Regions from separate parts of the Mus musculus genome. Here region 1 is linked to region 2. The links are chromatin contacts, found by POLR2A ChIA-PET in ENCODE. All regions are on one chromosome and are shown on one strand. The core of a region is the stretch at or near the end of the contact, and the rest is flanking DNA. Distances in the headings are between cores, read along the strand shown. Region 1 holds the start of Cisd2 (CDGSH iron sulfur domain 2). Region 2 holds the start of Manba (mannosidase, beta A, lysosomal).

The links. ChIA-PET counts read pairs that join two places held with the same protein, here RNA polymerase II (POLR2A).
Region 1: POLR2A ChIA-PET joins it to region 2 with 11 read pairs in Patski. The contact joins the promoter of Cisd2 here to the promoter of Manba in region 2. POLR2A ChIA-PET finds 5 or more read pairs at or near these places in 4 of 5 experiments (Patski and embryonic stem cell).

The regions. Positions count from the first base shown.
Region 1 is chr3:135,422,107-135,426,477 of GRCm38, forward strand. It overlaps Cisd2 (CDGSH iron sulfur domain 2), which reads right to left and starts at 1,327. Exons shown (of 3, transcript NM_025902.3): 1 at 1,153-1,327. The coding sequence starts at 1,255.
Region 2 is chr3:135,483,875-135,488,232 of GRCm38, forward strand. Manba (mannosidase, beta A, lysosomal) reads left to right here and starts at 1,737. Exons shown (of 17, transcript NM_027288.3): 1 at 1,737-1,983. The coding sequence starts at 1,807. Gm30992 (a long non-coding RNA gene) reads right to left here and starts at 1,727. Exons shown (of 3, transcript XR_376111.4): 1 at 1,236-1,727; 2 at 88-122.

The DNA of each region.
Region 1 (4,371 bases), core at 77-2,576, 62 kb before region 2:
CTCTTTCATACACTCTACTGGATCTAATGTTTAAACACGTTAAAAGCTTAAAACCTACTTGTTAACAGAGCAGTTGTCAGTGACAATTAAAAAAAAAATCTCTCTGTTAAAGTCTGTATGGTATAGGTGTATCCATATAAACACATGAGTCTCTTTTGTTTTTACTTTTTATCCCTGGGAGGGGCGAGTATCAAATGCACATCTGTTTGAGGAACTCACTCAGGAAAAGCCAAACTGCAAACAAAATAATTTCCTTGGAATGGGGCTGACACCCATCTCCAAATACTCCTCAACAATTTGGTATGAACTCCATCTTCTGGTACACGGAATTACTTTTTCTTCCAAGTCTCCCAATTATTGTATTTCAAGTCAAATGTCTCTAGACTACTCACCTCCGAGTTATCTAAATTCATGTTTGCATTCGCTGATATTAGGGACCTCAGGCACTGCTGATTTTGTCACCATCTCATACAGTCTGCGGACACGGTTTAGAAAAATTTAACCTACACCATCATGCTCCAAACCCAACACAATCTATCAAGTACTGACTGCATTCTGCATATAGTCAAGATATTTATTACTGAGCTGCGGGAACCTTTTCATACAGGCAGAACCTTAATTCACAATAGATTCAATGCTCCAAAATCATAGAGCCTAGGAATACATCCGGCTACTTTTTCTGCACCTCAACTTGCTCCAGGAACTGTAGTTATGGAGGTGACCTCAAATGCCTCCATGATAGGTGACTTCAAGCCTCCAAGTGCTGTCGGGAAGGGAGGTCACTGGTGATTTCGTTAATACAGGCATCATACACGGGCATGGCGTGGAGGCAGTACTTCTTCCCCACGCGCTGGGCGCCTCACACAGCGAGGACTTGGAAAGTGCTTTACAAGATGCATGCGACAGTGAGTTCAGGAACGAGCCGCGTCGCTCCTACCTCAGCACCTACTCCCCGGCATTAACCCGTTGGGTCGGTCGCCCGGGAAAGGAACCCTTCCCGGGGCCGCCTCGCGCCGCGCAGGCGCACGCCGGCCGCGGGTCACGTGCCAAGGCCTGACGCCCCGCCCCGGCCCGCCCCGCGCCGCGCCGCGCTCTCCACCGCTGCCCCCACGGGGGCGGCGCGCGAGGATGGGACGGCGGCGGGAGGGTTACCTGTGAGGCGGGCGAACCCGGTGATGCTGTCGGGGACCGGGAGCTGCTTGAGGTAGGCGGGCAGCTGCACCTTCACGATGCGGGCCACGCTGTCCAGGACCATCCTGCCGCCGGCGGCGTCCGCTGCCCGGCTGCTGCGCTTGCGTGAGAGCGGAAGCGGCCGGCGGGCTCGCGGGCTCGGGCGGGAGGTGGCCCGCCGGGCCGCGATTGGCGCGCGGCGAGTGACGTGCGCGCTGCGGAGCGGAGCCGAGCGCAACGCAGCGCCCAGCGTACGGAGCCCGGCCTGTCCTCGGCTCGGCTGCGGGGGTGGGCGTCCGCTTTCGACCCTTGACGTCTGCGGAAGCGGGTGGCCGGGTTTTGAAAGAAACCCAAAGTTACCCACTGATTGTTTTTTCCTCCGCAACTTTAGTCAGTTCTGCCCAAGCAGTCAAAGGCTTTTCTTTTTAAAGGGGGGAAATGTGTTTGCCCCCCACCCCCTTTTTTAGACAGTCATGTAACCCAGCCTGAACTGACATTCAGGAGGCTGATAACTATGAGTATCTTCATCTTCCAAATGCTGGGATAACCACGCTTGTCTTGTGGAGTTTCTGTGACACGGGGCTTACGTCTTGTAAAATGTAAAGGTATTGGAGTGGTTTTACTTACCTATCTTGGCTGAGGTTAGAATAGCCAGGGTAATGCATTCGCTGTGGAGTTAAGGGCTTTTGACCCAGGAGCCTACTGTTGAATAGCAAGCTAGTCAGATGAGCAGGCTTGAAGGTCACTGAGGATGGACCGACCCCAAGTTCAGTCTGCAGCTTACAATCCTCGGAACTGAAACTGCAACTCTGATTACTGGTCAAAAAAAAAAAAAAATCTCTGGCCTTGGTGAAAACATGACATTCTAAACTGAGCCAAAGATCTTAAGTTTGCTATCTGGTGCTGAAAAGGAGAGCTTTCTGGGAAGAATAAAGGTGTAACCACTGTTCTCCCTCCTTTATGAGTTCATCCAAATGGGCCTATCAAGGAAATCGGAAAATTGTCTATTCAAGAGACTTAAATAGTACAAAGCCTACTTAAAAAACATGTCACAACACCATAGTTTAGCTGTTATCCACTGTCACCTCATGAAATTGTTCACCTCTATAGTGTTCCCTTTGGTCTCTTCTCCCCTTTGTGAGTACCCTACTTTATCATTTAATAAACTCTTGTCTTCACTATCCTGTGTCTCGTTTAAATTCTTTAAACAGACCACAAGTACTAGAGCTAAGGGAAGGCCAGAGCAAGTACCTGGTAAAAGTATCCTGGAAACTTGACATCAGTGTTCTGTAACATTCAGCATTTGGTATGCCCACGTAACATCGAGCTGTAATCAGCTTTATTTTTTTGTTGGTATTTTAAGTTTGAAAAGTAAACTGTTGGGGGGGGGTGGGTATGGGGGACCTTTGGGATAGCATTGAAAATGTAAACGAGGAAAATACCTAATTTAAAAAAAAAATCTAAAAAAAAAAAAAGAAAAGTAAACTGTTCTTTGAACTGTTTAAATTTAACTCTGATCATTTTTTTCACTAAAACACTAAAAAGAAAAGTAGCAGGTGATGAAAAGTTTTTTTAAAATTACTATCATTTTTAACCTGATCAGATTGACCAAGTACAATTGGATAATTGAAGGTTTTTGGATATAGAACATGTCTATGAGCTATGGCATAGCAAATGATACACCAAAAAGTGGTGATTTAAAAGATTACTGTTTCCATTAGGATTTCCATATTTCCATTCCTTTTGGGAGGTTAGGTTTTTTGTTTATTTGTTTTGTTTTGTTTGTTTTTGTCTGAAGGAAAAAAGGTCCCAAAGTTGTTTGTCTTAAAAGGAGTGAAATTTAAGCATTCTTGCCCTCTGAACTGTATTACCTCTGCTAATCAGGTATACCGTCCTTGTGGAAATGGTTGAAGTAGGAGGTAAGTTGAACATAGGGTACACTGAAGAATGTCTGCGAAAGGACATTGGATATTTCTTTTAATTCATCATGACAAGGACAAAATAGGCTATGTTGAATGACATTCTTAAGACCTCTACAGTTTTTCATTTGGGATAAAAGGTAGAAACCTGTCTTAGAAACACAAATATTCAAGTGCCAGATTACAATTCAGTGTACTCAGACACCAGTGTCACCATATAGGGTATGTCTAATACCCAGAGAGACTCAACAATTCAGCACACTCAGACACCCTTGTCACCACATAGGGTATGTCTAATACCCAGAGAGACTCAGTATTCTTTAGAGCCACAGTTGGCAATACCACCACTGCAATTGTTGTTTTCCTTTGAATGTTTTTGAATTCCATATAAAAAGAATTACAGGTGTGTGTGTGTGTGTGTGTGTGTGTGAGAGAGAGAGAGAGAGAGATTAGCTTCCTCTCAGCAGTATTTGTAGATACTGGATTGATATTTTTGATGGAAGCTTATATGCCTAAAACTTTTTTTCCTTGAAATTTAGAAAAGTATGGATCATATATTAGCTGTTTCTGTTGAATGGCACGAGCTATGTTAAAGGATAGTCTTATAGTCCCATCAGAATTTATATCCTGTTTCACTTCTTTTCTCTTTAAATTTCTTCTTTTAGTGTGTCTGTGTTTTGCCTGCATGTATGTCTGTGTACCACATGCATGCCTGGTAGTTATGAAGACCAGAAAAGGCATCAGATACCTAGGGACTGGAGTCACCGACTGTTGTAAGCCCCTATGTAAATGCTGGGACTCAAACCCAGGCCTTCGGTAGAGCAGCTGGTGCATTTACTCACTGACTGTCTGTTCACCCTCTTATTTTTATTTCTTTTAAATAGATGCAGATAGTCGAATATAATCTTGCAAATACCATTACATCTGGTACATTTCCAGTATTTTTCATTTGTAACAGTCTACTTTATTGGCTAGCTGGACTATATCTGATATTAACTGAAACTCAAGCAGCTGGGTACTCCTGTAAGGAATTTTTTCTTAAATAACTTGAAGTGGGAAGACCCAACTTTAATCCCGATCTTTTGAAGTAGGAAGGTCTATATTTAATCTGGGCCACACCTTCTGCTGGTAGCCTATATAAAGGACATGGAAGAAGGAAGCTTTTCTGTCTAGTTCTCCTTCTCTCTGGCAAGTCCATTCCTTCACTAGCATTAGAGCCCACTTCTTTGGTATTCGGGTATATATTGAAGCCCAGCTGATACATCCAGTTTCATAGACTGAA
Region 2 (4,358 bases), core at 487-2,986:
CACCAAACAAATTCTACAAACTGTTAACTTACCTACCTGGTACCACATTCAGAAATCTATAGAAGGTCGGTGTGGATGAGAACTAACCTGCTGAATGCCGAATGAAGTTGCAGATCTGCCGACTAAACAAAAGACAACAAACAAACAAACAAACAAACAAAAAACAAGTGCTCTTAACCACTGAGTCACCTCTCCCGTCCAACCATTGTTACATTTTTGAAACAAGCTGGCTTCAAGGTCCCTATGTAGACAACGACAGTCTTGAACTCCTGATCCTCCTCCCTCTGTCTCCTAAGTGCCTTGATTCCAGGTTATAGCCAGTCACAGTGTCGTTAGACTTCAGGCTTACAGGTTGTGAGCCACTACCTGCACCTCCCTTCACCTGTCTTTTAAACAGTGTAACTTCAAACGCACAGAAAACACCAACTTCAACTTCCTTATGCTTGCTCTTCTGCCTTGAGACAGCTGAACTTTGTCCTCTGGGTACTGCTGTCCTTTCTGAAGCGTCTCTCAATGTCCTTGCTTAAGCTGTAGTAGATATATATATATATATATATTCCGAGTTTTGCTTCATGAGAAGAACCCAGGGGCCAATGAGATAGAGCAGCCGTTAAGGGGGAATGTCTCTAAGCCTGACACCCTAAGTTCTAGCCCTGGGACTCCTCACAAGCTGTCTGCTGACTTCCACACGCTCGCTGTGGCAGGAACCCCCATTCAACTCCTCCATGAAATTAGTAAGTAAAATGTGGGGTGTTTTGTTTATTTAAAAGAAGATGAAGAACCCAGCCTGCGTCTCCGTCTCTGAAATTAGTGTCTGCATTGTTTTGTTTTGTTTTTTTCGAGACAGGGTTTCTCTGTGTAGACCTGGCTGTCCTGAAACTCACTTTGTAGACCAGGCTGGCCTCGAACTCAGAAATCCGCCTGCCTCTGCCTCCCAAGTGCTGGGCTTAAAGGCGTATGCCACCACGGCCCGGCTAAGCGTCTGCATTCTTTTTTTTTTTTTTTTTTTTTTTGACAGGGTTTCTCTGTGTAGCCCTGGCTATCCTGGAACTCACTTTGTTCGAGGAGGCTGGCCTCGAACTCAAAAATACGCCTGCCTCTGCCTCCCAAGTGCTGGGATTAGAGGCGTGCGCCAGCACGCTTGGCATCTGCATTCTTTTAAATTCAGGGAATGGGAATTCTGTTGCTTGTTCAGTCCCACAACTCAACAGTGAAGGAGGGAATTTCAGACTCACCTGTAACACTAACGCAGTTTCATAGGAACCTCAGAAGCAGCTCCATGATGTAGCCACCACTAACAGGGAGCACATGGCGCCTCTCAGTCAACAGTTGAAGCAACCCTACGAGTTTATAGTTAGCACTGTTTAGTCCCAGCAGGTCGCGTATTGAGGGAGCGTTCAGCCTGACAAATCCTGGGGCCGGGGGACCATGTACAATCTGCTGGTCAGGCGTGGTAGGAGCTGTCCCCGGGCAGAGCCTGCGTACTATTGTGGACGCGCACCTGTCGTCTCCCAAATGGTCAGACTCTGCTTTCCAGACTTTTCTGTCGCTTTTCATCATTCGGATGAGCGCCCCACTTACAGGATCGAGCTGGAGCGAGAAGCCCAGCTCACAGGTCGCAGAGACCCTGGCCCTGGGCGGTGCTTGTACCCGCGTGGCGGGTCCCGGCTTCAGTTCCTCCCTGCAGGGCTGCGGGAAGCGCTCAGCTGACCTGGGGGCGGGTCCGTGCTCGGGGCGGGGACACAGCGTCCAGGCCTTGGCAAGGCTTGGGCGACACTGCCGGGTTCCTGCTTGCGAGCGGTCAGCATGCATCTTCACCTGCTCTTGATATTGGCGCTATTTCGGGCCGGCTGCGTGGTGGCAGGTCCTAGCTACAGCCTGAGCGGGAGCTGGCGGGTGAGCAACGGGAATGGCTCCCTGGAGCTACCGGCGACTGTCCCCGGCTATGTGCACAGCGCCCTGCACCAGCACGGGCTGATCCAGGTAGGACGCACAGTCACCCCCCACACCCCCCATGCGGGTCCAGGTCAGTAGGTGCAGCTGTGGGCAGTTGGGGGAATGGCCTGGGAGTTCAGGCCAGTTGTGGACACTGACCCTCCCTCGCTGGGTCTTCAGTGACCTTGGAAGGCGGAAGTTGTGTATATGAAACAAACGGTATGTCTGCTGTCTACTTATTGTGGTGATTCTCTGCTCAAGCATTTCCTAAGAGGACTTACCTTTCTCCCTCCGGACAGGGTTACTGTTGCAATCATCTGGATGCTTGTAGCTTTTAGTTAATCAAAGTTCGCCGACCCTAGGATGTCCGGGTTTTCTTTTTCTGCTTTGAAGCCTCGTGCGTCAGGTTTGAAATAAACACAAGGGATTGGGGAGAGCACTAGTAAAGTTTGGTTGTTGATGCTAATGAGGAGCCTAAATATTTGGGAGGGGAGTGTGTGCAAGTGTGTGTGTGGTGTGTGTGTGTGTGTGTGTGTGTGTGTGTGAGAGAGAGAGAGAGAGAGAGAGAGAGAGAGACCCAGAACCATGAGTATACTAAGCACACATTGTACCACCACCGAACTACACCCCAATCCTAAAGCCTGAATACCGTGCTGACATTTTTTTTTTAAATGAGAGTCTGTCATCCAACAGTGTGGTAGGTTTCTTTATGATAGTTTCATGTGAGTGCACCATGTTCTCTGCCCATATTCACTTTTTACTGGGTCTTGCCACCACGTGATCCCTCCCTCGTTCAAGGAGTTTCTTTCCATTATGGTGTCCTATATACGTACACTTATGAATACATATATTTACATCTAGAGTCAACATGAGTAAAAACATGCCATATCTTGTTTTCATTCTCATTTGTCTTATGTTGTTGTTTTGTTACCAATTTTTATTGTCTTCATTATCCTTACCTTCTTTTTTTTTTCTGGCTTTTGAGACAGGATCCCATGTAGTTCAGGCTGACCTTGAATTCCCAATGTAACTGAGGACCACCTGAACTCCTGATCCTCCTGCCTCCTCCTCCCATGTGCTGGAGATATAAGTGTTTACCATCATGCACAGCCTAATTACATCATTTTTCCTATGGAAAATGTGTGTGTGTGTGTGTGTGTGTGTGTGTGTGTGTGTGTGTGTGTGTGATTTTCTTTAACCATTTGTCTGTTAGTGGGCATCTGGGCTGATTCCATCACTTGGCTATCATGCCGCAACCAAATGGCTACACAGATATTTCTGCACTATGCTGTCCTAGGATCCTTCAGGTATCGGAAGGAGTGGTGCAGCTGTTATGGGGGAGGGGGGGGCTTATTCCTAGTGGTTCTTTTTATTGCTATTGTTTTTGAGACAGAGTTGTTTTTGTTTTGTATTCTTTGTTAATTTGCCTTGTTTGCTTTTTTTTTTTTCAAGACAGGGTTTCTCTGTGTAGCCCTGGCAGGCTGGCTTCAAACTTCACAAGTTTCTGCCTTCCGAGTGCTAGGATTAAAGGCTTGAGCTACTAATACAGGTTGAGTGTCACCATTTTTAATGGTTTGAGGAACATCCATGCTGAACTACATAGTAAGCCTGCATAATTGTGTGTGTGTGTGTGTGTGTGTGTGTGTGTGTGTGTGTGTGTGATCCAGAGGTTGGTGTTGACTGTCATCAGTCATATTTACCTTATTTATTGAGTCCGGGACTTTCACTGAACCCCAAGCTCAGTGAATGCCTAGACGAGTTAGCCACAGTCTCCACTCTCCCATTGCCAGGATTACAGTGGAATCTCAACCCGGGCCCTCCTTGAGGACAAGCACTTCACCAGCTGAACCACGTCCCCAGGACGTTTGCCTGCACAATTTTGAAAGCTTTCTAAGTGACCAAGCCAGCTCAATCAGTCAACCGGGTCTCAAGGGAGGGAGTGAGGATTGAAAAAGAAAAAGCAATTAGACAAAATGATAACCCGACCCCAGCCAGTGCTGAGGCTGAAGCAGCTTTAGTTTTCTGCAGCTTTTGTACCATTCTAGGTGCATCCAGACATCACGGTCAGCTCTTAGATCAAAGACAAAATAGTCAAGCAAAGTAGTAAACAAAACCCCCCATGCTCACTGTTTCTGATATTCTTATCTGAGCCTATTTCCTTGTCTGAGGCCAGATTCCTAGAAGTGGCACCAAAAGCTCTCACCAGCTAAGATATGAGTAAGTTCGAGATTCCTTTCTGGGAGCACTGGAGAACATGGCTGGTATCATACAGCAGCCGCCAGCTGACAGATGAAATTGCTTGTTTTTTGATGACAAGTTTCTCTGTATAGTCCCGGTTGTTCTGGAACTCACTTGGTAGAGCAGGCTGGCCTCAGACTCTCAGAGATCTGCCTGCTTCTGCCTCCTGTGTGCTGGTATTAAAG